Linked DNA regions of Homo sapiens: region 2 is linked to region 1. Evidence: chromatin loops called from intact Hi-C (ENCODE). Cell type or tissue: PC-9. All regions are shown on one strand. Each heading gives the region's core, and the rest is flanking DNA. Links, peaks and the distances in the headings are about the cores only.

Region 1 (10,757 bases), core at 1,518-9,517:
TAATAGGATGACTATAGTGATTTCAGATGTGCATTCCCACAAAAAAGTTACAAATTGAGGGAGAGGGCATCCCTTCCTTGTGTCCTTTTTTCAGAAAACTTCTTTAAAAGTTGTGGTTAAACAACCATAACATAAAATGTACTGTCTTGGCTGGGCATGGTGTCTCATGCCTGTAATCCCAGCACTTTGGGAGGCTGAGACAAGGTGGATCACTTGAGTCAGGAGTTTGAGATTGGCCTGGCCAACATGGTGAAACCTCGTCTCTACTAAAAATACAGAAATTAGCCAGGTGTTGGGGTGGACACCTGTAGTCCCAGCTACTTGGGAGGCTGAGGCATGAGAACCGCTTGAACCCAGGAGGCGGAGGTTGCAGGGAGCCGAGAGTGCACCACTGCACTCCAGCCTGGGTGACAGAGCAAGACTCCATCTCAGAAAAAAAAAAAAATTATTGATCATTTTTAAGTGTACTTTTCAGTAGTCTTAAGTATATTCACATTGCTGTGAAACAGATCTCCAGAACCTTTTCATCTTGTAAATCTGGAACTCTGTACCTATTAAACAACTCTCTTTTCCCTCTCCCGTCAGCCTCTGGTAATCACCACTTCTTTCTATGAATTTGACTACTCTACATACCTCATATAGGTAGAATCATATACTATTATTCTTTTGTGACTGGCTTATTTTACTTTGCATAGTGTCCTCAAGGTTCATGTTATAGCATGTAACAGGCTTTCCTTCCTTTTTATGGCCAAATAACATTCCAGTGTATGTATATAGCACATTTTGTTTATCTGTTCATCTGGTGATGGACATTTTGAGGTCTTCTGCTTCTTGGCTATTGTGAATAATGCTGCTATGAACATGGGTTTTCAAATAGCTCTTCAAGACCCTCTTTTCAATTCTTGTGGATATGTGCCAAGAAGTGAGATTGCTGGGTCATATGGTAGTTCTACTCTTAATTTTTGGGGGAGCCTTCATACTTTTTCCCATAGCAGTTGCTCCATTTTCCAACCCCACCAACAGTGCACAGGGGTTTCAGTTTCTCCACATTCTCTCCAACACATGTTATTTTCTGTTATTTCGATAACAGCTATCTTAATAGGTATGAGGTGACAGCTCATTGTGGTCTTGATTTGTATTTCTCTGATGATTAGCGATTGGTGATATTGAGCATCTTTTTATATATTTATTGGCCATTTGTATATCATCTTTAGAGAAATGTCTATTCAAATCCTTTGTTCATTCTCTAATTGAGATATTTGATTCTTTCGTTATGGGAGTTGCAGGAGTCCTTTATGTATTCTTGATCATTAACTATATATTAGTCCAGTTGGTGCTACTGTAACAGAATACTAAAGACCGGATAATTTATAAGGAACAAAAGTTTATTTGGCTCACAGTTCTGGGAAGTCCAAGAGCGTGATGTCAGCATCTGGTGAGGGTTATCCTATGGTGGAAGGCCTGAGGCAGAAGCAAGTGCAAGAGACAGAGAGAAGAAATAGGTCCAAACTATCCCTCAACCCACTAATTCACTCTGTGATAACTGCATTAATCCATTCATGATTAATTAATTAATTAATGCAGGTGATTAACTCATCACCTCCTAAAAGTCCTATCTTTCAACACTGTTCCAGTGGCAGTTAAATTTCAACATGAGTTTTGAGGGGAATTTGAAACCATAGCAAACCCCTTATCAAATAAATAATTGGTGAATATTTCTCCCATCCCATGGGTTGACCTTTCACTCTGTTGATTATATCCTTTGATGCACAAAAGTTTTTAAGTTGATGTACTCCCACTGGTCTAATTTTGCTTTTGTTGCCTATGCTTTTGGTATCATGGTGAAACCAAGAAGTCTTTGCCATGTCCAATATCATAAAGCTTTCTCCTGTGTTTTAGGAGTTTGATAGTTTTAGGTCTGTTTAGGTCCTTAACCTATTTTGAGTTAATCTTTGTATATGGTGTAAAATAATGGTTCAACTTCATTCTTCTATGTGTGTGTCCAGTTTCCCCAGCACCATCTGCTGAATAGACTGCTCTTTCCCCATCTAGTGGTCTCAGCACCTTATCAAAAATCATCGGAGACTATACGCAGGATTTATTTCTGGGCTCTATTCTATTTCATTGGTCTATTTATCTGTTTTTATGCCAGTACTACACTGTTTTGATTATGTAGCTTTGTAATATATTTTGAAAGCAGGAAGTCTGAGCCCTTCAACTTCCTTATTTTTTGAAATCATTTTGGCTATTCAAGGTCCCTTGAGATTCCATATGAATTTTTCTATTTCTTCAAACAATGCCCACTGTGATTTTGATAGAGCTCATATTGAATCTGTAGATCACTTTCGGTAGTATAAACATCTTCACAATATTAAGTATTCCAATCCATGAACACAGGATGTCTTTCCATTTATTTGTGCCTTTAAATTTCTTTCAGGAACCTTTTGTGGTTTTCAGTGTACAAGTCTTTTACCTCCTTGGTTAGGTTTATTCTTAAGTATTCTATACTTTTTGATGCTATTGTAAGTGGCAGTGTTTTCTTAACTTCTTTTTCAGATTGTTTATTGTTGTGTATAGAAATGTAAATGATTTTTGCATGTTGATTGATTTTTGTATCCTGCAATTTTGCTGAATTTATTCTAACCTTTTTTGTAAAATCTTTAAGGCTTTCTACATATAAAATCGTGTCATCTGTGAATAGAGATCATTTTATGTCTTTCTTTCCAATTCGAATGCCTTTTATTTCTTTTTTGTACCTAATTGCTCTGGCTAGGACTTCCAGTACTATGTTGAATAGAAATGGGCAGGAGTGGGCATCCTTGCCTTGTTCCTGGTCTTAGAGGAAAAGCCTTGCATTCAGTCTTTCATCGTTGAGTGTGATGTTAGCTGTGGGCTTTTCATAAATGGTCTTATGTTGAAGTAATTTCCTTTTATTCCTAATTTTGTTGGGTGTTTTTTATCATGAAAGGGTGTTAAGTTTGTCAAATGCTTTTTCTAATGACATGATCATGTAGTTCCCCCCCCTTCTTTCTGTTAATGTGATTTATTGTATTGATTGATTTTTTAAAAAATGTTTATAGTAATGGGGTCTCACTACGTTTCCCAGCCTGGTCTTGAACCCCTGGCCTCAAGCAATCCTCTTTCCTCAGCCTCCCAAAGTGATGGGATTACAGGCATAAGCCACTGCGCCCAGCTCCCCATTAATTGTATGCTGAACAAACCTTCCATTCCAGGAACAAATCCCACTTGGTCGTGGCTTATAATCCTTTTCATATGCTGAATTTGATTTGCTAGTATTTTGTTGAGGATTTTTGCATCAATATTCATCGGAGATAATGGTCTGAAGTTTTCTTTTTTTGTGGTGTCTTTGTCTGGCTTTGGAATCAGGGTAAAGCTGGCCTCATGGAATGAGCTTGGAAATGTTCCCTCCTCTTCATTTTTTTGGAAGAGTTTCAGGAGGATTGGCGATAATTCTTCTTTAAATGTTTGGTAGCATTCTCCGATGAAGCCATCTGGTCCTGGGCTTTTCTGTGTTGGGAGGTTTTTGATTACTGATTCAATCTCTCTCATTATTGGTCTGATCAGACTTTCCATTTCTTCATGATTCAATCTTGGTAGGTTGTGTGTTTCCTCTAGAAATTGGTCCATTTCTTCTAGGTTATTAAATTTGTAGGCATACAATTCTTCATAATATTCTCTTATAATCCTTTTTATCTCTGTCGTATTGGTAGTAATGTTCCCTCTTTCATTTCTGATTGTAGTTATTGAATGTTCTTTTTTTTTCTTAATCTAGCTAAGGATTTGTCAGTTTGGTTGATCTTTTCAAAGAACCAACTCTTAGTTTTGTTGGTTGTATTTGTTTATCTCTGCTCTGATTTTTATTATTGCCGTTTTTATGCTGGTTTTGGGTTTAGTTCTTTTCAAGTTGAAATAAAAGGATGGGGCCGGGTGAAGTGGCTCATGCCTATAAATCCCAACACTTTGGGAGGCCGAGGTGGGTGGATCACAAGGTCAGGAGTTGAAGACCAGCCTGGCCAACATGGTGAAACCTCATCTCTACTAAAAATACAAAATTAGCCGGGTGTGGTGGCACACACCTGTAATCCCAGCTACTCAGGAGGCTGAGGCAGGAGAATCACTTTAGCCTGGGAGGTGGAGGTTACAGTGAGCTGAGATCATGCCATTGCACTCCAGCCTGGGCAAAAAGAGTGAAACTCCATCTCAAAAAAAGAAAGAAAACGAAAAAACGTTAAAATAAAACATAAAATAAAAGAATGATAGACAGCAACACAAAGCCATATGAAAATATATAGTTATCTGGTAAGGGTAAATATTAACAAATATAGTAACCTGTACTGTAGTAATTTTGGTACATAGAATTTAAATGACAAAAACTTTTTTTAACTATAAATCTATGTTAATGGGTATAAAAACATATAAAGATGTTAATTTGTGATATTTGGGGATGGGGTAAAAAAGTAGAGTTTTTTATGCAATTGAAGTGAAGTTGTTATCAGTTCAAAATAGGATGCTATGACTTTAAGATGTTTTATGTAATTGCAATAGTATCCACCAAGAAAAAATCTATGAGAACGCACAAAAGAAAATCAAAGCACATCACTATAATAAAAATCAACAACACATAAAGGAAGACAGGAAGAAAGGAAAGAAGGGACAAAAAAGCTACTAGACATACAGAAAACAATGAAAATGACAAAAGTAAGTCCTTCCCTATCAGTAATTACTTTTAAGTGCAAATGAATTAAACTCCCCATTCTTGGCTAAATGGATTAAAAACAGGATCTAACTGTATGTGGCCTACAAGAGACTCCTTTTAGATATAAGGACACATATAGGCTGAAAGTAAAAAGATGGAAAAAGATACTCCATGCAAATGGTAACCACAAGAGAGGAGGAGTAGCTATACTATTATCAGATGAATAGACTAAAAACAAAACTGTTACGAGAGACAAAGAGGGACGTTATACAATGTTAAAGGAACAATTCACCAAGGAGATACAACAATTATAAATATGTACACACCAAACCTCAGAGTTCTAAACATGTGAAGTCAACTTTGAAAGAGCTGAAGGGAGAAATAATTAGCAACATGATAACAGTAGGAAACTTAAGTGCCCTACTTTCAATAATGGATAAAACTACTAGACAGAAGAACAATAAGGAAATAGAATTGGAACAACACTATAGACCAACAGACATACAAGAACATTCCACCCAACAATGGCAGAATATACGTTCTTCTCAAATGCATGTGGAACTCTCCAGGAGAGAGAACATACAAAACAAATCTTAAAAAATTCAAGAAGATTGAAATTATACTACAAAGTATCTTTTCTGATCACAATGGAATGAAACCAGAAATCAGCAGCACAAGGAAAATTAAGAGAATTCAGCATTTTTTGTAGAGCTTGTCAAGTGGTAATAAAGTCCCTCAGTTTTTATTTATCTGGGAATCTTAATTTCTCCTTTGTTTTTGAAGGACAGTTTTACCACACATGGTGTCCTTGGTTGGCAGTTTCTTTCAGCACTTCAAATATATCATCCCACTCCCTTCTGGCCTGCAAAGTTTCTGCTAAGAAATCTGCAGATAGTGTTACGGAAGCTCCTTTGTATGTCACAATTGCTTTTCTCTTGCCACTTTGAAGATACTCTATCTTTGACTTTAGACAGTTTGATTATAATGTGTGTCAGTGTGGTTTTCTGTGGATTTGTCCCAGTTGGAGTTCTTTAAATTTTTTGATTTGTATGTACATTTTGTTCCTCATATTTGGGAACCTTTCAGCCATTACTTCTTCAAATAAAGCTCTATGCCCCTTTGTTCCCTCTTCTCTTTCTGGGATTCCCATTATGCTTATATTGATCTACTTGGCATGTCTCATAGGTCCCTAGGCTCTCTTCACTGTATTTATTTATTTTAATCCTCTAACTTGAAGATTTCAAATGATCTACATTCAAATTTGCTGGTCCTTTCCTCTGTCTGGTCAAATCTGCTGTTGAACTCCTTTAACAAATTTTTCTGTTCAATTGTATTTTTCAGCTCCAGAATTTGTTAGGTTCTTTCTTATAGTTTCTGTCTCTTTGTTGATATTCTCATTTTGTTCATGCATAATTTTTCTGACTTTATTTAGTTGTCTGTCTGTGTTCTTGTTTAGTTCATTGAGCATCTTTACAATTATTTTTAATTACTGGTCAGGGAGCATGTAGATCTGTGTTCTTTAGAGTCAGTATTTGGAGTTTTATTTTGGTCCCTTGATTGGGTCATGCTTCTCTGTTTCTTTGTATGCCTAGTAAGTTTTTTTGTTGGGATTTGGGCATTTGAAAAAACAACCACCTCTCACAGTCTCTGTGTACTGGCTTTGGGCAGTGGAAGACCTGAAATCAGCCTAGCTAGAGGTTCTAGGACCTCTCAAACCTTTTCTAATCTCTTGATCCCTCTGGTGTCTGACTGTAGAACTGCAGTTCTTAAATGCTGCTTGCCTCTGTTTTCAGCAGCTTCTGAACTCTAATGCTGATCCTTCAGTGCTCTGAGTCAGTGACACAAAAACCAGTTTTTCTGGCACCTTCCAGACAAGCCAAAATGTTGTATGCATAATCCAGTCTTTGTTTCTGTCCCAAAGGAGGAGCCCAGCCTTTAGGGTTTCCTCCCCTTTGCTCTTCAGTATGCCATGTAGCGGGTGGGGCCTTGAAAACACTGAATGTTCTTACCTTTTTTACTGGATATATATACATCTCTCTCTCTCTCTCTCTCTCTCTCTCTCTCTCTCTCTATATATATATATATATATATATATCTCCATATATATATATATCTCTCTCCATATATATAATCTCTCCATATATATATATCTCCATATATATGTATCTCCATATGTATATATATCTCCATATATATATGTCTCTCTCTCCAGTAAATATATATCTCATATATATATCTCCAGTAAATATATATACATCTCCATATATATATATCCAGTAAATATATATATATATCTCCAGTAAGTGTATATCTCCATATATATATATCTCCAGTAAATATATATATATTTCCAGTAAATATATATCTCCATATATATATATATCTCCAGTAAATATATATATATATACATCTCCATATATATATATCTCCAGTAAATATATATATATATATATAGTTGTTGTTTTTAGACAGGGTCTTGCTCTGTAGCCCAGGCTGGAGTGCAGAAGTGTGTGATCATGGTTCACTGTAGCTTTGGCCTCCCTGGCTCAAGCAGTCCCACCTCAGCCTCCCAAGTAGCTAGGACTACAGGTATGCACCACTATGCCTGGCTAATTTTGTGTTTTTAGTAAGGACAGTGTTTCAGTATGTTGCCGAGGCTGGTCTTGAACTCTCGGGCTTAGGCGATTGCCCACCTTGGCCTCCCAAAGTGCTGAAATTACAGGCGTGAACCACGGCGCCCGGCCTGGAATTCCTCTTTAGTTTACAGCGGACTTCATATTATAGCTTCTCAGCTGATCTTTAGAGTTCTCACAGAGGTGTTCTGGTCTATCTCTTGTTAATTTGAGGTGTGTGTGAGGGGGAAAGAGACCTGTGGCTTCCTAGTCTGCCATCTTGCTAACGTCACTCTCCCTTGTACCTTTTTTTAAGAGCAAGGAGAACATTCTTCACCCAATAGAGTTCTTGTAATACCCTCATTGGCCAGATCAGCCTCATGGATCCACTTCCAACCAGCTACTACGAGGGAGTAGAATTACCATGGTTTGGCTTATGTTAATCAAAATTCATGAACTGGGGTCGGTGAGGGACCTGACCTCTCCCAAATCCCATCATCACTTGGTACCTGAACAAAATGACTTCCATTTATAAGAAAAAAGCAAGGTAATGGTTTTTGGGAGACAACCGTTATACGTATCTGAAGTGTTAACTTGCTGCTTGTCTCTTTTAGAGCCGAAGAGATTCCTCTGAAAATCTTGGCACACAATGGCTTGGTTGGAAGACTGATTGGAAAAGAAGGCAGAAATTTGAAGAAAATTGAACATGAAACAGGGACCAAGATAACAATCTCATCGTAAGCCACTTACTCAGATTACTCATGCCCAATAATGGAACACCTGAGCATTTCGATACGTCTAGTTCATTCATCTACTTTTCCCTAAAATGGGAATATAATCATAAGTGATGCAATTATCTCCATCATCTTTTAAAAAAATACATAAATACTTACCAGGTAGACATTTTTCACTATGGATGTGATCTAAATCACTGGTAAGATTTGAAATAAGATGGCAGGGATTCTCCACCACAGTGTGTTGGGAGGGAATTGAGTCTTCTCTCTCTCCGCCAAAACTTGTTTGTGATTTTTTTATTTTTTGGGCATTTTATTTTTCCCGTTGAAAACAAAATTTCTCTTTTCTTCTCATGGGTCAGTTTGCAGGATTTGAGCATATACAACCCGGAAAGAACCATCACTGTGAAGGGCACAGTTGAGGCCTGTGCCAGTGCTGAGATAGAGATTATGAAGAAGCTGCGTGAGGCCTTTGAAAATGATATGCTGGCTGTTAACGTAAGTCCCTAATGCTTTCTTCTCCGCTGGTTTTCACTAGGCTAAAAATACTTGCCATTCAGCTAATGAGGAAGTGCCTTAGGATAGGTATGCAGAGTTTTTCCTGACTTCCTAGGATAAAAGCATTAAAATAATCAGGAAACCAACTAGTAAATTATGATAAGTGCGCTGGACAACATCACGTGAAGACATTAAAATTATAACTTTGAAGACTGAAATAAGGAAAAGCTTATGATATAGTGTTTATTAAGAAAAGCAAGAATAAAAAAAAAAAAAAAAAAAAAAAGAAAAGCAAGAATAACTGGGTGTGGTGGCATGCATCTATAGTCCCAGCTACTCAAGAGGCTGAGGCAGGAGGAGCACTTGAGCCCAGGAGGTTGAGACTACAGTGAGCTGGCATTACACCACTGCACTCCAGCCTGGGCAACAGAGTGAGACCCCATCTCTAAATAAGAAAAGCAAGATATAAAAGTATATAAGTAAATTTACAATTATGTAAAACAGCATGGATCAGAATGACTGGAAGGCTACATACAAAAATGAAAATAGCTGGCACATTAGAAAAGTGGGATTTTTTCCATGTATGTAGCCTTCTGAACCTTACATAATATTGTCCTGTTACTTTTTAAATTTTAAAAATGCATGCTTTAAAGTTAACTTCTGATTTTCCTCCCTTGCTTGCTGATCTGCACTTTTAGATTGCCTGATAAATGTTGTCAACCAGTTGAGCCTTTACTGTATATTTGTAGCAGACTCATTAGGTTTGTCCTTCCTGTGATTGCTACCTAATTTTTACTCTTAATGGGGAGACACTGATCCGGCATTCAAAAAACAAACAAACAAACAAAAACCTTTAAAATAATTGGCCATCAGCAAAAGTCCAGCTCAGCTCAGAGGAGTAAATTTTTTTCACTTTTTAATTAGATTTTTTTGGATGTATACAAAAGTGAATGGATGCTCCAATAAGTCCTCATATACCCATAATCCACCTTTTGCAGTTATCAACTCACCACCTGTTTTGTTTCCTCTAAACCCTCATCCACATCCACTTTCCATACCTGTTGGATGACCTTGAAGCAAATCTCAGACCTGATAATATTTCTTAGAGAAATAAATGTCGACAAAGCACTCTTTAGATTAAACCCAGGTCCCTCACTGCAGCACTTTCTGTTGTACCCTCTATACTCCAGGCAGTAATCTGTCCCCATCTCACCCCGACCCCCACCTTAGCAGCCCACGTCACATGACAATTATGAGGTGTGATGAGAAGAGCTAGAGCAGGAGACTGCAGTGGTGTCTTCTCCCCATGTTTGGATATATTTGTGGAAGTATCATCTGACAATCTCATTTTCTTCCTGTGGGTTCTTGACATCTTGTGGTAAACATCTCTTTCTGTGAACACCTGGAAAAGCTACAGAAGGGCCTGAGTGATTCATACATCTTCACCTGAGCTTACCACTTAGGTTCATTCATGTCTGTGCCAAAGTCACGCACTGGTAGGTGAATAACAAAATTACTACATCTTATAGACAAAATGAGGTAAAGATGAAGGATACGAGCACTGCTATTCCAAAAGTTCTAAAAAAAAGAAAAAGGCAAGTTACAGTGTGAATGTAGACAAAGATTAGAAAATGTTAGGAAATTGCTTCATGTTCAGGGAGACAAAGATGGAAGCAGGTTGGACACAGCCTGGAATGGGTGACCACGTTCCTCTGCCTCTGAAGAGCTGTGTGGCTAAACCCACCCCCAGTCTGTGTGACCATCCCCATGTAGAAATGTAAGATAAGCAAGCAAGCAAGATGATCACAAAGCCGACAACTAAATAGTAAAGAGACAAAGTTGTAAACCATCCCGAACCTGGCTAATGGAGTTTACGTATGTGGGAATTTACATCATGTGAAGAATCTGATCTCTCCATGGATAGAGTTGGAAAACACTGTTAATCCAATTTGTTTTAAACAGTCATTCAACAAATATTTATTGAGTACTTACTATATACCAGGCACTGAGAACACGACACTAAGTAAGACATTCTCTGTTTGCAAGGAAATTCTAGTCTGAAAGGGGAAGAGGTAACTAAACAGGCTATTCACATACCATGTAATGAGTGCTGTCTTAGGGAAACAGGAATGCTGGAGAGCACAGACAGGGCATTTGAGCTGATCTTTGGGATGAAAGAAAGCTTCCTGCATGAGG
Region 2 (10,757 bases), core at 1,262-9,261, 600 kb before region 1:
CCTTAAGACAGCCATTCCACTGCTGGGGGTGACTGCTGGAGAGGGCTTCCTTCTCGAACACAGGCACTCCTCTTTGTGGTGGGGAATCGTTTTCAACTCAAAACCTGCTTCTGCTCCCCTTCTCCCCCAATCCAACAGGGAGGCCAAAATAAGCCAGTCCTCAACTCCTTCCTTCCCTGCATCCCTCTCTGCTTCCTTCTGTCCCCCATACCTGGCCAGGACAAATGGAATACCTATCCCATACAATAGGCCTTCGAGTATTTGAAGGTGCTATCACATCTCCCCTAAAATCTTCTCCAAGCTAAAATTTCTCTATTCCTACACTGGTTCTCATAAGGCAGGCTTAAATATCCACTTTGGACAAGCTCTGGTTTGTAAATGCCATTCCTGGAATGTGGCACAGAACAGAATCCGTCCCCTATGATTCTTTAAGTATCCAAATGTGGCCTGACCAGGAAGACCTCAGGGGAACTTTTTCTTTTTTAAATCTGCCAACTCTGCTTCTATTTTCATAGCCCAAGACTGAGTCCAATTCTTGGTTCCTGAAATACGTTTTCTCTTTAAATCTTGGACCCAACCAGAGATTCACAAGCTCTTTTCTTTTGGAACTTCTGCCAAAACCTTTCCCCACCTTTGTGCCCACTTTCTTACCCTCATCTACTGGCCTATCCTGTAGTTTTGCAATGGATTGTTTTTTAACTTAAATAAAATACAATTTTTTAAAATCCCTGCTGGGTTTTAGCTTGCTATTTGGACCCGGCATTCTATCTGGCAGAGGTAACACTTTTGAACCTTGCTTCAGTCTACCAACATGTCCTCCCAAAGCAATCTTACTGTGAACATCTTAACTGGTGCCTAAATGGTGCTAACTTTGACACCAAATGCCTCTTCAGTCTGGTGTGTTTCAGCGGGGCTCTCAGAACACTGACTCATTGGCAGCCAACAATTCTGTGAGGTTTTAGATGGAGCCTGGCCTCAGTACCAAAAGGCTCAGTCATCAAGTAAACATATTCCTCATGAGTTTCCTGTTCACGGACTCCTGGGGGCTGGGCTAAGGGCTGGACCATGGTAAAAAGGAAACAGAGGAGATAACAAAAGGAATCAAAATCATGGTACCTGAGCTGAGACACACACAGTAACCCTCCATGCAAGAGAAACTGGCCTCGAGCTGAGAGATGGATCCCAAGTTGCTACAGCTGTGGGGATGAGTGATAAGAAGTGACAGGAGAAATCTGCCTTGATTTGTAAGTATTTGTGGAAGCTATAATCACAAAGAGGGATAAAAATAGGAGTGCTTTCTATGCTTTCCAAGTTAAAGCACAGAATAAGGGAAGGAAGGTGGGTCCAGGAGGAAGTCAGTGTTTATGAGCTTTTTGCATACCTCCAGCTTATGCATGCTCTGTGCTTCTCGTGAGCTTTGTGGTCGAGACAGAAATAAACTGAGCTCCTCACAAAATGGCAGTTACTGCACCAGCTTCTTCTCTTGCCCTGCCCTGTCCCTCTTCCCACTGGGCTTAATTTTGAGTTCGGCTCTTAATGACACATCTCTGGTTGTCTCCTTTTGATATTTTCTCCCTTTGCTATTTTCTAGGAGATGGATTGCATTGTCAACCAAATGCTGCATATTGCCCAGTACCTGGAGTGGGATCCCACAGAGCTGAGGCCTGTGAGTTTCTATAAGGATGGGGTGGCTTTGGAGTGAGCTTCTAAGACGGGAGGGGGACACACTCAAGACATGAATGAGTGTTAACCCTGCAGGTGCTCCCAGACTCATCTTCTTATAGGCAGCTTCTTTGGAGTCCTGCACTTTACCTCCTACCTCTCTGATAGGAAAAATGTAGGCAGCAGGAAAACGTGCAGACATAACTGAAATAACCATGCTAATCTTTTCACCAGAACTAAAATGTTATAGCAGAAATTCATCAGTCAAAGAATTTAGAGAGAACTGTAGAGATTTCTATTAGAAAGAATTGTAGAGATCTTCCTCAATCACCAGATAATATGAATTATAAGAATAATTACATTTGGGGGCTCCTATGTGTCAGGTATTTTGTTATTCACTTTACATTCATTTTCTCTAATCCCTGCTACAGTGCCACAAACACAACAATATTATTTCCATTTTTACAGATAAGCAAACCAGAGCCCACAGAGTCAGGGTGACTGGCCCAAGGCCCAAGGGCAGAGCCAGACCTGGAAGCCTGGCCTCCTCACTCCCAGTCTGCTCTATTCACACTTAACAGGAGGGGAAAGGGGTAAAACACAAACCAGATAATGCAAGATGAACAAGACAGCAGAGGCAGAAGGCAGGTAGACATGTCGATGATGAAAATGGACAATGATTGCTCTTTGGATTCCACAGATATTGAAGGAGATGCTGCAAGGGATGGACTACGACCGGGACGGCTTTGTGTCTCTACAGGAATGGGTCCATGGAGGGATGACCACCATCCCATTGCTGGTCCTCCTGGGGATGGATGACTCTGTAAGTCAACAAGCTGGAGTTCAGAGATCTCTTGCCATTCAGGAACATTGGGCTTCATGTTAATATCAACATATCACTTTGGCTTCTGCTCCAGACTGCCCAACAGACGTGCCATGACCAGCCCCAAAGTCCTCTCTATTTACATTATTTTGTATCCATTAGTGCCTGAAGTATATTCATTTGACAGACATTTACTACATTATTACTACTTTAAAAATACTGTTCTGCATGCTGTGAGGGAATACAGACACATTATCTGCCTGCAAGAACCTTATACTCAACCAGGCAAAGGGCCACAAACTTCAAAGAAGAATTCTGTCTTTTCAACAAATTAGGTTTAAAAATGCTAAGAGAATTGGGGAAGGAAGGGTGAGAGGAAAGAACGAAGGGAGAGAGGAAAAAATACGGATCTGTTGTGGGGGTGGCTTCCATTAGTGGTATCTTATTTAATAATCAAAACAACCAGATAAGGTAAATATTTTTATCCCAATTTATACAGATGGAAAACTGAGGTTCTGACCCTAAGGAGCAAAAGGAGGAGTGAGGATTTGTCTCTGACACCAAAGATGTTGCACTTTGTAATATCCCACACATGAGAGTTAGGCCAGTGGGAAGAAACCTTGGAAGGTGTTGACTTGTCCCTGAAGAATGCATGAGATTTTGATGTCCCATTCTTGAGAATAAAGAGCAGGTGGCCTTAAAGACCTAGAGAGAGTTTATGGCTTGGAGAACAGCTTGATTAAAAACACAAATGAAAGAAAGTTCTGGGTGTGTTAGGCAAATCTCCCATTTGATCAGAGTAGGGCATATGTGTACAGGCTTAATGTGAAACTGATTGTTATATATACCTTCATCTGACCCAGTTACTGTATTCTCCACCTATTTACCAAGTGAACTCACTTCCATGCATGAGGTAGGGAAGACTAAAACTAGTAGGAGCACAAATGGTGACATTAAGCGTTTACTAGTCACACCAGTTGTGTGACAACACTACTTTGAGATTACAGATCTCAAAGATTACACCTCTTTGAGACTATTCCATAGAGAGGAACAGGGCAGCAAGTGCAGCTGGGTGAGCCTCTAGCTGACCAAGTTGCCTATAATATCTTCATTTCATAGCTCTGCAATTCAGGACTAAAGCTGAGCCCCCATTTCTGAAGCTCAAGAACTATGAATCTTGCAATCATTTCATAGCATGTCCAGTGCTTTCCAAGCTCTAAGGAGAAATCAAGGAACCAGGATCTACATGACCCCCTTCTTATTCCTTAGAACCCTAGAAAGTCAAGCTGGAAAAGATCTTTGTGGTCCCTGGTTGATCCCCTTTCTTTTACAAACTGAGACCCAGAGAAATGAAGGAACTTGCCCAAGGACATCCACCGAACTAGCACCAGAGATCATCCCCCTTACTCGCTCACATCACGCCTCTCACCCAATGATCCCTTGCCAAGAAGCTTTATGTACAAGAACCCATGTGATCCAGGAACTGGAAGGGCTCAGATAAGTTAGATATGCTTTCTGCTGACTTTACTCACTTAAGATTATACTCAAGACAAAATGGAAGTTCTGTTCCAAAACACCATTTTTTTTTTCTCATTTAGGGAATAAAGATGGGACATTTTAGTTACAGGGAATCAATTTCCATTTTCTGTTCTACTTTGGACTTGCTGAGGTTCAAAATACCACCAACTCTTTGCATGGAAAAGACCCGCTGTCTTGTGGCAGGAGGAAGGAGAGCCCATCTACTTCCTCAGCATTCTCCCAAATGTCTCCCCTAAATGCCAGATCAGCCTTGTAGAAAACTCTCATTTATATCAGGAAAGTGGCCAATGCAAGTTTAGTTTTATTAATCAAGAGTTTTATGCACTTATTTTTAAATATGTACTTTAAAAGTTTTTAACACTTACTATTTGGGGTTTTGGAGAAAGCCCCCATCAATGTCTTAAAAGTCCATTGCTTCTTGGGCTTTTTCAAAACCCACATACAACCACTGAAAAGTCTGGGGAATCACTGAATGAGATATTTGCAAAACAGACTCTCTCCCAGGAAAATCGTAGCAGCAGCATAAAACCTGGTGAGCACGAGGAAGGCTACGCCCACGTTCTGCAGCCACCATCATGTGGAAAGGAAAGAGCCACATGATGGTGCTATAACCCAAGCAGAAACGTTACTTTATCCCAAGTCACGGTCCATGCACTTCTTATATCCATAAAAATAGTAGCTGAGAAAGGGGGATGAGCTAACTGACTTAGCTACTAGAGGTGTTTTCAGATACACTGACAATCCTTTGGGCTCCACGAAGAAGTCTGCTGAAGAGTGCTATCATTTTCCTTCTACCCATACAGGAAAACCCTGGCTTGTGAGGTAGAGGAGCAGGATGGAAAGAGCATGGGCTCTGGCCAGCAAAAGACCCAAGTCTGACTACTCATTCAGTCCCTCATTATCTATGTGGGCTTGGGCTAGTTACCGAACTTCTCCAAATCTCTGTTTCTCATTTCTAGAATGGGAACAAATCTACCTCCTTCCACGTCAACAAACACTTTTTAGTTTATTTTGTGTCTTCCGGCATCTGGAATGGAATAAGAATTTAATGAAAGTTTGAATTTACAATATGTCAGGCATTGAACTAGAAGCTTTACTTACATGATGTCATTTAATTCTTACAAAAAGCCCTTGAGGTAGATGTTGGTCAAACGAATAAATGAATGAATCAATCTTTTGATGAATCATTATCAGTTTGTGAATGCATTTACTAAAGTGGAGACCGTTAGATAAGAGGGTTTTAATTCTATAAAACTCATGTCCTGGAAGAAGCAGGGTTTGAGGTAATGAGAAGAAAATAGCTTCTCTGGCCCAGAGGAGAAAGCCAGCATTTGGAAAAGAATGTGAGCTCCTCTGGAGATCATAAAAGAAGCCTGGGCACAGGCTGAGGTCTGGTTGCAGTGACCAGCCCAAATGCATACGCACCCCAGAAGTAAGAATTACATTTGAGTCCCGCATATTGGACACTACATCCATGACCATCGATCCTCATCACCTTACCGTAGCTTTTACTGATCATGAAACCAGCCCAAGAGTGTTACTCTTGTAATGGAGCCTATGAGAAAAGTTCAGGGATAGCACATGCAGGAGGGACATTCCTCAAGCTGTGCTGTGTTCCCCTGGGATGGGATGTGGGAGATGTGGGTGTCACTGTGTGAGGCTTGGTGTACCTAGTAGATGCAGATGATTTCACTTCTGAACAAAGTCAGGAGGTGATGGTCTAACCCTTTCTCTGTCTGTCTTTTCACTATTTTTTCTGCGTACCGAAAGTTGATAGGAGAAATACATTGTTTTTACTAAACTCTTTCATCTTGATTATCACACTAGTACATGCACACTGTAAAACATTTGGAACACACAGCAGAAAGTAGAAATCAGAGAATACAATAAATCCATATTGCTGCCAGCTATAGCCAACCTCTGTTAACAGGTTAATGAAATTACTTCCCATCAAAGATCTATTATATAAAACTGAAATCATAACATATCATCGAAATGGCATTCTGTTTTTTCGCTTAACATTGTATCATGAGCACATTCCCATGCCATTAGATAGTCTTATAAATATCTTTTTGATTGCCACCTAACATTACATCAGACGGATGTACTATCATTAGCCTTTTGGTAATTATGAGACCTTTAGGATATTTCCAGCTTTTCATTATTTTAAATAATGCTGGGTTAAGCATCTGGCAGGGCACAAAAAGGCTCATCTGCCTTTTAAAAATTATTTATTTAGGATAAAGTCGAAAAGGAGATATTGGTAAGTCAAAGGTTGTAAACATTTAAAGGAGATAGATAGATAGATGATAGATAATAGATAGATAGATAGATAGATAGATAGATAGATAGATAGATAGATAGATCAGATTGTTGTTCAGTTTATGCTTCTGCCAGCCATGCGGGAGAGGATTTATTTTATCCCACACACACATGCTTCCATTCAGATGTTTCTTGCTTTTAATATTTGCTAATTTTTAAAACACACACACAAAAATTTTGTTTTTATTTGTATTTAAAACAGTAAAAAATATCAATAACTCATCTTCTAAATGAGATGAAAAGGAAGAACATGCAAGAGGCAGCCCCTGGCTTCCTCCATCTCAGGGCAGCCAGCTTGGGGTCTCACCTCCTATTACCCCTGCAGGGCTCCAAGGGGGATGGGCGGCACGCCTGGACCATGAAGCACTTCAAGAAACCAACCTACTGCAACTTCTGCCATATCATGCTCATGGGCGTCCGCAAGCAAGGCCTGTGCTGCACTTGTGAGTAAATTTCCTTCAAACCTCTTCCCCCAGGCACTATCTTGCTCTGCGCATGGTTGGTTGATCCATTGCAGAGAAAATGTTGGTATTTCTGCTTCCCAGCTTGAGGGACCACCCATATTGTCCCAACAGAAGGAATAAAGCGAGGCCTTCATGTCCTGTTTTTACCCTACCCAAGTCCAATGGACAGGTCTTGGACTATTTATTATTGGAGGCTTTTTATGAGCCACTGACCCCCTAGAAGAAATTATTAAAGTCCACAAATAATTTAAAATTTCTCATACTACTTTTAGTTGGGTTTTCTAGTCAATATTTATTCTGGGTATGTTCAGAGGAAACTTATTTTTTAAAAATTAATAAGCATTTGGGGCCAAGTACGGTGGCTCACACCTGAAATCCCAGCACTTTGGGAGGCAGAAGCAGGTGGATTGCTTGAGGCCTGTAGTTTAAGACCGGCCCTGCCAACATGGAGAAACCTTGTCCCTACTAAAAATACTAAGGTGCTGGAAAGGATGTGGAGAAATAGGAACACTTTTACACTGTTGGTGGGACTGTAAACTAGTTCAACCATTGTGGAAGACAGTGTGGCGATTCCTCAAGGATCTAGAACTAGAAATACCATTTGACCCAGCCATCCCATTACTGGGCATATACCCAAAGGATTATAAATCATGCTGCTATAAAGACACATGCACACGTATGTTTATTGTGGCACTATTCACAACAGCAAAGACTTAGAACCAACCCAAATGTCCATCAATGATAGATTGGATTAAGAAAATGTGGCACATATATACCATAGAATACTATGCAGCCATAAAAAAGGATGAGTTCACGTCCTTTGTAGGGACATGGATGAAGCTGGAAACCATCATTCTGAGCAAACTATCGCAAGATCATAAAACCAAACACCGCATGTTCTCACTCATAGGTGGGAATTGGACAATGAGAACACTTGGACACAGAGTGGGGAACATCACACACTGGGGCCTGTCGTGGGGTGGGGGGAGGGGGGAGGGATAGCATTAGGAGATATACCTAATGTAAATGATGAGTTAATGGGTGTAGCACACCAACATGGCATATGTATACACATGTAACAAACCTGCACATTGTGCACATGTACCCTAGAACTTAATGTATAATAAAAAATAAAAATAAAAAAATAAAAAATAAAAATACTAAAAAAAAATTAGCTGGGCATGGTGGCATGCGCCTGTAATCCCAGCTACTCAGGAGGCTGAGGTGGGAGGATCACTCGAGCCCAGGAGGCAGAGGTTGCGGTGAGCTGAGATTGCACCACTGCACTCCAGCTTGGATGACGGAGTGAAACCCTGTCTCAAAAACAAAAAACAAACAAACAAAAAAAGCATTTTACATTCTGTAAAGGCAATAGGAATTAAAACTCTACAGTTGTTTCACTTTTTAATTCCTTTAGTAAAGTCAGAGTGGAAAGGTGGAAAAAACTACAAGTGGTAGAGGAAAAAGCAGAGAGGAAGACTGGAAAGGGAGACAGCAAAAAGAGATGGGGGAAAAGAGTGATAAGGAGTAGGAAAGAAGGGGACACAGGGAGCAGGAGGAGAAGGCAGAGGGGCTGCAGCAAGAAGGCATGGCAGGCACCAGAATATGTGGGTGCACAGAGCCCTGCCGCCCGCCCCGTGATGTGGACAGCAACACTCAGCCTGAACCCACCAGACACCGGGGAGCTGCTGCTGCAGGGAGGCCCGCTGGCTGTGCTCCAGGCTGAAGTGCTTTATCCAACATGCACGTGTGAATTAGGCAGCAAGTGACCTCAGCCACAGAAGTCGCCTTGGCAGAGCTGGGCCCGCTGTCCACAAAGACCAAGCATCAACGGGCTAAAGAAGGGGTCCGCCAGGCCTGGCGCGGTGATTCACGCCGTAATCCCAGCACTTTGGGAGGCCAAGACGGGTGGATCACGAGGTCAGGAGACCAAGATCATCTTGGCCAACATGGTGAAACCCCGTCCCTACTAAAAATACAAAAATTAGCTGGGCATGGTGGCGCATGCTTGTAATCCCAGCTACTCGGGAGGCTGAGGCAGGAAAATCACTTGAACCAGGGAGTCGGAGGTTGCGGTGAGCCGAGATTGCATCACTGCACTCCAGCCTGGTGAAAGGGTGAGATTCTATCTCAAAAAAAAAAAAAAAAAAAAAAAAAAGGGGTACAACAGTCTCCCCAGCGCCAGTTCAAACCCAGCTCTTACCCACATTTTATAGATCAATCTCATTCCCATTAAGTTCTAGGCCCGTGGGCCTCTGCTGTTCACATAATGGTAGTAAAAACAACAGCAATAATGTGTGGAATAGCTACTCTGACCCAGACACGTGATGCTTTACACAAACTATCTCATGTACTACTGCAACAATCCCTGCAAAGAGAAAGAGAAAGAGAGGCCGTTTTCTTCCCTTTTTACAGAAAACCCTGAATTTCAGAGAGGTAAAACAATTTACCCAAGGTCATGTGGATTGTCACGGGGGCCTGCCTAGCCTTCAAAAGCCCTGACCTTGGCCAGGTGCGGTGGCTTACACCAGCACTTAGGGAGGCTGAGGCGGGTGGGTCACCTGAGGTCAGGAGTTCGAGACCAGCCTGGCTAACATGGTGAAACCCCATTTCTACTAAAAATACAAAAAATTAGCCGGGCGTGGTGGTGCACGCCTGTAACGCCTGTAATCCCAGCAACTCGGGAGGCTGAGGCAGGAGAATCGCTTGAACCCGGGAGGCGGAGGTTGCAGTGAGCCGAGATCACACCATTGCACTCCAGCTTGGGCAACAAGAGCGAAACACCATCTCAAAACAAAAAAAAGCCCTGGCCTTTCTATTCATTTTCCAATGTCCCGGGCATGCAATACAGTGGCACTGGCATAGCCAGGAGGATGATGCCGCACACTCCCCTTCAGGAAAAAGCGCCTTTCTGGGGATGTGCTCCTGCTGTGTTCATTGCCTGCAGAGGAAGGCAGTGAAGCAGGTGGAGGTGCAGCCGCAGCAGATAAGCAGGGTCTCTGTCCTCCAAGAACAATTAGAGACTGTTTTGAATTTCCGTTAGGCAAGACCAGCCCCATGTGTCCCCTGCCCCTCGCCAGCCACCCAAAGGGAGGTACAGACCTTGGCTAGGGTGGGAGGGCAGCTGGGCCTTTCCTACGTGGCTATTCACAAGCACCTGCCTTGACTTTTTTTCTTTTCAGACTGTAAATACACTGTCCACGAACGCTGTGTGTCCAGAAACATTCCTGGTTGTGTCAAAACGTACTCAAAAGCCAAAAGGAGTGGTGAGGTTGGTGACATCTACTGCCTTGTTCTACTGCATGCCTCATCCAGGAAACATGTCCATCAACATGGATTCCTGGGCAGGAAGGGGCACTGGGAGCTTCATCCAGTCCCTTCTCTGCCTTGAGGACCACCTGTAAACCATCCCGTTCATCCATCCATCCATTCAGCACCTTCCTGGTACCCACTATGTGCCAGGCACCATGCTAGGGGGTACACAGGTTGTAAGAGACGCTCCCCAGCCTGCTCAAGAACTATGCTGTCTAGAAGGAGAGACGGGCATGTAAGCAAAGAACAGAATAGTGAGATGTGTGCTACAGTAACACAGCTGTGTGGAAGGTACAGTGGAAGCACGGGGCAAGTTGCACAAAGGAGCTGGCATTGCAGTTGTGTCTTGAACACAAATTGGGAGGACTTCATGAGGCATCGAGGAGGACCAGACTCTCCAGGCAGAGGAAGCCTCATGTGTAAAGGCATGAGACACGGCTTATTCCGGGATTCATACTTAGTTTGGCATAGCTGGGGCAGAGGATGCTTAAAGGGAAGTGGCAGGAGATGCACTCAGAAAGTGGTGAGATCTGGCCTGAAGCAGGTCTTATGAGGCCAGCTGAGTGAGAAAGGTGTTTTCTGTGCAGCCGGGGGCCACTGAAGAGCTTCAAGCACATAAAGATGTGATCGAATTT

Evidence for each region. A loop is a pair of places that touch in the nucleus more often than their neighbours do. Peaks named below come from ENCODE experiments on the same cell type or tissue, not always from the same donor. Only the 100,000 strongest peaks of a DNase experiment are listed, where the experiment ranks them.
Region 2: a loop joins it to region 1, with 12 times the contacts of the local background. A loop is called at or near these places in 6 of 110 quality-filtered maps.

What each region holds. Positions count from the first base shown.
Region 1 is chr3:185,673,100-185,683,856 of GRCh38, reverse strand. IGF2BP2 (insulin like growth factor 2 mRNA binding protein 2) reads left to right here. Exons shown (of 16, transcript NM_006548.6): 8 at 7,944-8,066; 9 at 8,426-8,561. Among named protein-coding and RNA genes, the nearest start is that of IGF2BP2-AS1, 35 kb to the left of the region's middle. In PC-9, for the core only: CTCF peaks have their summits at 6,248 and 6,453; a DNase peak (open chromatin) is centred at 6,546; H3K27ac peaks cover 2,131 bases.
Region 2 is chr3:186,271,579-186,282,335 of GRCh38, reverse strand. It overlaps DGKG (diacylglycerol kinase gamma), which reads left to right. Exons shown (of 25, transcript NM_001346.3): 8 at 1,592-1,666; 9 at 2,363-2,485; 10 at 6,672-6,789; 11 at 9,993-10,081. Among named protein-coding and RNA genes, the nearest start is that of DGKG, 85 kb to the left of the region's middle. In PC-9, for the core only: CTCF peaks have their summits at 4,427 and 4,634; a DNase peak (open chromatin) is centred at 4,625; H3K27me3 peaks cover 4,168 bases.